Linked DNA regions of Homo sapiens: region 2 is linked to region 1. Evidence: chromatin contacts called from ENCODE Hi-C or POLR2A ChIA-PET data. All regions are on one chromosome and are shown on one strand. The core of a region is the stretch at or near the end of the contact, and the rest is flanking DNA. Distances in the headings are between cores, read along the strand shown. Region 1 holds the start of SIL1 (SIL1 nucleotide exchange factor). Region 2 overlaps SIL1 (SIL1 nucleotide exchange factor).

What was found. A loop is a pair of places that touch in the nucleus more often than their neighbours do. ChIA-PET counts read pairs that join two places held with the same protein, here RNA polymerase II (POLR2A). Pooled maps may share reads with other maps.
Region 2: a loop to region 1 is called in a map of ascending aorta, with 5 times the contacts of the local background. The contact joins the enhancer-like site here to the promoter of SIL1 in region 1. A Hi-C loop is called at or near these places in 7 of 168 maps with a recorded cell type or tissue (aorta, ascending aorta, dorsolateral prefrontal cortex and 4 more), 7 of 37 single-sample maps with no recorded cell type and 18 of 50 pooled maps. POLR2A ChIA-PET finds 5 or more read pairs at or near these places in 4 of 52 experiments (K562, activated CD4-positive, alpha-beta T cell, activated CD4-positive, alpha-beta memory T cell and 1 more).

The regions. Positions count from the first base shown.
Region 1 is chr5:139,196,692-139,200,345 of GRCh38, reverse strand. It overlaps SIL1 (SIL1 nucleotide exchange factor), which reads left to right and starts at 1,978. Exons shown (of 10, transcript NM_022464.5): 1 at 1,978-2,077. RefSeq lists a silencer at 1,773-2,302.
Region 2 is chr5:139,103,233-139,106,729 of GRCh38, reverse strand. The region is part of intron 3 of SIL1 (SIL1 nucleotide exchange factor); the gene reads left to right. Among named protein-coding and RNA genes, the nearest start is that of SIL1, 93 kb to the left of the region's middle. Within about 2 kb of position 1,694, at least 15 of the 41 ENCODE cell types and tissues checked have a DNase peak (open chromatin) inside an H3K27ac peak, as active enhancers do; they include ascending aorta, dorsolateral prefrontal cortex and tibial artery, where a contact is called at or near this core.

The DNA.
Region 1 (3,654 bases), core at 729-3,228:
GCTTTGAGCGCTGGCAGCTGTGTTCAGCTGGACTCTTCTCTTGGCCCAAGCATTCATTTATTCATGCTATTATAAGATTTGAGCTTATTCTATTTTTAAGGCTCTTACTCTTGTAGCACTTTATTAACATCTTTTTTATAACTCGTGCCAGTCTTATTATAATTTATATGTTCATTCTCTAATTTATCACTCATGAAATATTTGTTGAATATTTATTATCTGTACTTATGGTACTAGGCAGTGACATAAGCTAGAATTATTCTTAGGCCCAGTTCTTCTCACTGGTCTCCTGGGTGTTCCAGGGGAAAAGTGAGCTGTTCTCTTTCCAAATCAGGCCCTAGGTGTTTTATCTAGACCTTTCTCATAAACTGGCACTATTCACTGAACTACTGCCCAGGGGCTTGTTCTCCCTTCCCATACTAGTAACCAAGGTTTGCTCAGTGGCTATGAAGTCAGTTTCCCATCTGCTTGAAGTAAACATAATCAAGAAGGTAAATTGTCTGCTAGAAGCTCATAGAGTACATGGAAAAGGGAAGGGAAGTCCAGAAATAGGTTGTTTGCTATTGGGAAATACTTGCCATTTGGGGAGGTAACTGTCTGGATTACTGTTTTCTCCACTCATGAATGACCAGGAATCACTATGTGGGGGATCTGAGGGCAGGAGGGGGCAGTCATTTTTATTCATCAGGTTAAGCATGTCTAGGCAAGGGGAAGGTCTAAAAGTGGAATAGTGGAAAGAGAACAGGACATTGGAGACACTTAAATCTAGCTTTAACTCCCAGTTCTACCACTTCCTGACTGTATGACTTTGTATAACTCCTTTAGCCTCTTTGAGCGTCAGCTTCTCCATTTATAAAAAGGGGATGACCATTCTGCTCAGAGGACGTTATAAGTAAATAAAATATATATGCAGCACCTGGTACAGAAAGCATGATATTCACTGGTACAGCAGAATTACAACTGCGTTGACACCAGCCTGGGCAACATAGCGAGACCCTGTCTGTAAAAAAAAAAAAAAAAAAAAAATTAGCCTGGCAACGGTGGCACGCGCCTGTGGTCCCAGCTACTGGATGGAGGCTGAGGGGGAGGATCCCTTGAGCCTGGGAGGTCAAGGCTGTGATAAGCCAAGATCCTGCCACTGCACTCCAGCCTGGGGGACACAGATTCTGTCTTAAAAAAAAATCAGAATCGCAAGTGACCTTTATTTTATTTTATTAGATTTTGAGACAGAGTTTCACTCTGTCACCCAGGCTGGAGTGTAGTGGCACGATTTTAGCTCACTGCAACCTCTGCCTGGTGGGTTCAAGCGATTCTCCTGCCTCAGCCTCCCAAGTAGCTGGGATTACAGGCGCTCGCCACCACGCCTGGCTAATTTTTGTATATTTAGTAGAGACGGGGGTTTCACCATGTTGGTCAGGCTGGTCTTGAACTCCTGGCCTCAAGTGATCTGCCTGCCTGGGCCTCCCAAAGTGCTGGGATTACAGGTGTGAGCCACCGCGCCCGGCCACCTGATGCTATTTTTAAAATAACTGGTCCTTGTAAAAAATCTACACAAGTATATAAAGTGAGTGGCTTAAAGGTGTCCTATTTTGCATGAATTTGCGAGAAATTTTATTGCTGGAGACTCTCGGCTTCTGTCCCAAACTGAGTCACAAGAACTTGATTTATTTTTACTCCGCACCCCTCTGATTGCTTTCTGAGGGTCCTTCCGCTAGAAAGAAATTACATTGTTGGAAAATCAGACAGGAAACTTCGCAGTTCCAGCCTGGAAGCAAAAGCAGGCGTGAAGCTATCTCTTCAGCCCTCCCTCCCCCCAAGGGGAGGGGCACGGGGGCAGCTCGTGCAAGAGTCTGCAGAGGGCGGGGCTAGGGGCGGGGCTCCCACCTCGGTGCGGGGCGGGGGGCGCCGCGCGCTGGTCTGGCGGCCCGCGATTGGGCGAGGCCGCGAGCGGCGTGACAGCTGCCAGCTCACCGGCTCAGACGGTCGCCGCCGCGTTTGCGCAGGGGGAGCTGGTCGCCGCCGCGGCCGCCTGGAATTGTGGGAGTTGTGTCTGCCACTCGGCTGCCGGAGGCCGAAGGTAGGGGCGGTGAGGGCCGCCCGGCCCTGGAGCTGGGCGGGGGGCTCAGGGCGCTTCCTGGGCCTCCTCCTGCCGGCGGCCTCGGCGCCTTCCCAGCAGTGTTCTGGGGACCCACACATCCTCACTAGTGTCTCCAAAGCGGGACGTCCAAGTGGGCCCGGGGCTCCCTGCCGAAGGCCTACCTTTCTTATCTTTCCCACTCAGAATGTCTCCATTCACCTCTTTATTGGCAGGAGATGGGGCCGTGGAAATTTGAGATTGGCTTTGGCTCCGCACCTGTTTTTAGTGCCCTTGCCTGTTTCATTCTCCCAGCCTAAGTTTCCGTATCTGTCCGAAGAAGGGGTGGTTTGGTGTTGATCTCCGAGACCCGTGTGTCTCTTCCCATGTGGAATTATTGTCACTCTCTTATTGCTTGTTTTTCTTTGTCCTGGAAAATTTGCCTTTAGAGGTTACAGACTGGTTAGTGTTATCTCTCGGATCGTCTAGGGGCTTTGTGCATAAGCCTTGGGCTCCATTCCCTGGGATTTCCGATAAGATGGTGCGTGGGCAGCTGTACCCCAGGGGGTTCTCATTCAGGTGGTCCCGGAATCCTGGCTTTGAAAATCCCTGCTTCAGAAGTCAGGAGAGAATGACTTGACATATGAGCCCCTGGAATGGGGCTCTGAGTGGGAAAAGCCAGGAATCAGGAAATGCTAACACGTGTGAGGCTGGGGCTTTCTTTGCACCGGAGGAATTAGAATGCCATTTGATGTCTTTTAAAAATATTTGACTACCTATATATGTAAGATCAGTTTTCTAATATTCTTAAATGCCTGGCTTCGTTTAAAGTTCAGTTGGCTTTCCCACCTCAATAAACCTAAATAAAAACATGATCTGAGAGATGGGGCGGGGGTTAAGTTAACCCAAACTAAGTAGACAGGAGGAGAATGAAACTTACATATTTGCTAAGAGAAGAAAGTGATGTGTTTATAAACAGTTTTTTTTTTTTTTTTTTTTTTTTGAGGCGGAGTTTCGCTCTTGTTTCTCAGGCTGGAGTGCAATGGTGCCATCTCGACTCACAGCAACCTCCGCCTCCCAGGTTCAAGCGATTCTCCTGCCTCACCTTCCCGATTAGCAGGGATTACAGGCATGCGCCATCGTGCCCGGCTAATTTTCTATTTTTAATAGAGACAGGGTTTCTCCATGTTGATCAGGCTGGTCTCGAACTCCTGACCTCAGGTGATCTGTCTACCTCGGCCTCCCAAAGTGCTGGGATTACAGGCATGAGCCACCTCGCCTGGCATATAAACAGGTTTTTTTTTGACATTGTGAAAGATATTTTGTTGTGTGTGTGTGTCTTTTCTGCTCTCACCCCACCCAAGTTTTTTTCTTTTCTGATAAAAGTATAGCCAGATTTGGGGATTGGGTAGGATTTTGATGGGAGCCAGAGTGTAACGATATTGGGATTGATATTTGTATAACATGGGTCAGAACTTGGTCTGTGGTTTTGAGAACATGGCTCTCGGGTTTTTAAGATGGTGTTACCACACCACATTTATTTCCCCTTTCTTTCATTTGTTTAGTGAATTTAATCTGCT
Region 2 (3,497 bases), core at 445-2,944, 93 kb after region 1:
GTTTGTAGAAGAAAGCCATTATCATCATTGGAAGAATGTGAGTCTTGGAGTTTTTATTTTTGCTTTGAAGTCAGGTATCGGGGGTTCTGGAAAGTATAGAGTCTTTCATTCTAGCACACAACTCCCTTACAAGCATTTACCCTCAGAAGCCCATATTTTCTAAGTTAAAAAAAATCAATGCTAAAAAACATTCTTTGTATTTTAACTCAATGGCTAAGCTATGCTGCTTTTTGCTGTTGATTTACACATCTTATTGTCAGACCCTTGGGATGTATGTGGATTACTCAATGCTGTGACAAATGGCTAGGCTCCGAATTGTGTATTATATTACAGGATAGTTCATAAACCATATTTTTCTGTAGGTTATTTTAGGCATAAGACTAGTGAACTGCCATTTCTCTTTTAGTCACACGTGACTTTAAAAAGGTGGAGGATGCCAGTGGGAAGGAGAAGTGGCTGGCTCAAGATTGAATAGCCAGTGGCCCCAAAACCTTGTGAATGCAGAGGCTTGAAGTGGACAGACCTTGAGTATGGATTGGGAGGATTGAGAGAGCAGAGAGAATCTGCTGGAAATCAAGCCTTTTGCTATACCTTTGCTCAGGCTAGAGCACTAGCAGAAAAATAACTGGCTTCTCCTCTCCTGGGGCTTCTGAGTCCTGAGAATCCTGCACCATGAGTGGGCCTTCCCCACTCCTGCGTCCCCCTCCCCTACACAGCCACTTATGCTGATGGATGTGCAAATCCTTTACAGACAGTTTGGCACGGCTTCGCTTGCAGAGATCATCTGTCTCTTTTGACTGAGCAACTTTATGTTTGCGGCTCCTTTTCCCTGCACAGAGAGAAATTGCCTTGTGCCGGCTTCTGCCTTCTGATGGAAATGTTTACCTTCCCTAGGGAAAGCCACTATTCTTTGGGGGTAATGTTTGCTGGTGCTCTCCACCCCTTTTGGGAACATAAGCCTGTGCTCAAGGGTGGACTGGAGGAGGCGGCCGTTGGAGCGTGCACGATTGCTACCGGGGCAGCCATCTGCCAGTGTCGCGGCTCACAGCCTGCCTCTGAGCAGGCCGCCGGGAGGGAATGTCTGCACTCCCGGGCCTGCATGCATTATGCACAGCCCATTCCCTAAATGAGCTTTCTAAGGGTATATAACTCCTTTCTACTCTGTTCTTGTATGGCCTGCCTCAGGACACCTTTCAGAATCTCCCCTAATTATGCTTCTAGTGCCAAGCATTTAGAATTTCTGGTAACAGCTGAATTTTTTTTTTGATAGATTTCTGCAATTGCAGTGAGGGATTGATTTATAGTTATGGGAGGATTTGCTTCTTCCAGGGAAATTATCAACACTGCGATGATACAGTTTCATGTCAGTGGTATTTTGACTATCCAAAGCCACAGTCCAGCCTCCTTGGCCTGCCTAGCTTCTTCTGGAATGGACCCCTTGTAATTTGAGGAGGCTGTTCTGGCATTAGAATGAAATCTGGGCTTCCAGTTGCCGACCACCACCTTCCCCACATATCGCCCCCCTCTTCCCCACCTTCTCTTCCTGAGATGGAGGAGTTTTTTCACATGCTGCTTAGAAAAAGGAGATTCATAACATGACTCAATCCTCACCCACGGATCTAGGATTCCTGCCATCCAGTAAATTTTGGCAGGCAGGCTGTGTGTACGGAGAGCGAGTCCTGCCGCCCTATCCCTGCCCTGCTCCCCTCATTGCGTGTGCTTCTTGGGTGGAGTCTGGGTTGCCTAGCCTCTCATTTCTTCCGCTTTTCCTCTAAGCAGCCCTTCCTTCTTCTCTAGGATTGGCCTTCAGTATCTGTCAGGAAAAGAGGACAGTCTCTCACGTTCCTGGGACTTCACAGAGAGACCCTTAGGAAGAGTTCAAGTCCTGAGGTGTTTGGGTACTTGCCATGTGCCTACTGCTGCATTAAATACAGTGAGGTCATAGCAGAGTGCCTGGGCCTTAAGTCTTAATCCTTAACCACAGCCTACCTGGGAATCAATTCAAACAAAAAGATTGGCAGTCTTACTAACCCACTCAAGGATCTGGATATACAGGTGTCCTTGTGTCTGTCATTATGTTGATATGTCAGGGTCGTTGAGGCCTCCAGGCTAGTGCTGGTGATGCTGTGATACTGTTGAAAGTGAGTTACTGGTAACGTTGGGTTTTCCTTTGCCCTCTGCTAGGGGAGAGGAGAGGAAAAGGGGCATTAGGTTCTAGAAAATCCTTGTCTGTGAAGACTTTGGTTAAACTTTGTCTTCCTTTTACCCATCTCTGGACAAGACAAAAGGACCCTGAATAACAGAGTAGGGAGCAGAGTGGGACTTTGGGGAATCAGAGGCAGTGAGAGACCAGCAGGAACAGAGAGAGGACTTCTGGCCTACCAGCCTGTTAGAACAAGAGAAAGGAGTCCCTTCTTCAGCCTGGCTAGCCAGGGACACCCATGCTCGACCCATTGTTGGCGTGGTCTAGGAGGAGCCAGGAGGCCCCTGCCCAGTCTGTTACCTACAATTATTGTTGCTACCTCTGAGCCACGTGCTGCCGTCTTTAAAGGCTCACAGCTACAGCAGAGTGAAAGGTCCTGAGCTGCTTGGCTCCTGCAGCATGGAGGCTGACACACAGGGAGAGACTTAGGACAAATCTGGACCAGACCAGGTGTGGCTTCTTTTTAACCTAGCCAATAGGAAGCACTTGTTGTAGGAACCCTCACCCCAGTCTGTGTAGATGTGTCTAGAGCTGAGCCTCTTTCTTCCAGTTTGGCCTTTGTGGGCTCTCCTTCCCATTTCTGGCCTCAACAAACTGACCTGCCAGCAGGTTCTGGAGCCTTCCCAGGCCTGCAGCAAATAGGGCTTGGCAATGACAAGATCTGTGGTAGGGCAGCATTTATTGGATGTCCTTTGAAATTAACTTTCCCATGGTCCATAAGTGCCTCCTGGGAGTTTCTTCAGGGTCCTGGCTTCCCTTGAACTTCATGCTTATGCTGACTCCCACACACATGTCTGTGTTTTTCATTTTAAAGATGATTGGTAATGAATTGGGGGAGGGGAGTGAGAATTTGCTTTCCTCTGCACCAGAAGTGCAGTGCTGCTAATTTCATTCTCCACACTTTGTCTCTGAGATGAGCAGGGTCCACTGTGCCCATGTTTAGTACTGCTGTGTTGCTGGACTCTCCTGGCAAAAATTAGGCTAATGTCTCCAACAACTGCATTAGCCACTGAAATGAGGTTCTAAATTGAAGGTACTACACCAAGTCTCTCTCCAAGGTATCGCCTTGTTCTGGCTTTTATTATTCAAATTCATTCTCTCTGATTCTCCACAGACTGACTGGCACGCTGGTTCAGTGCAGCACATTGTACTAGCCGAAAGGCAAGATCACCTTTTAAAAAGAGGGAGGAAGGAAAGGGGCAGGGGGAAAGGCAAAAGAGGAATACTTGCTGTGGTGCAAAGAATCAGAACTCTTATTCTAAGAGCTGCTTGACAGGCCTGTGCAATGCTCAGA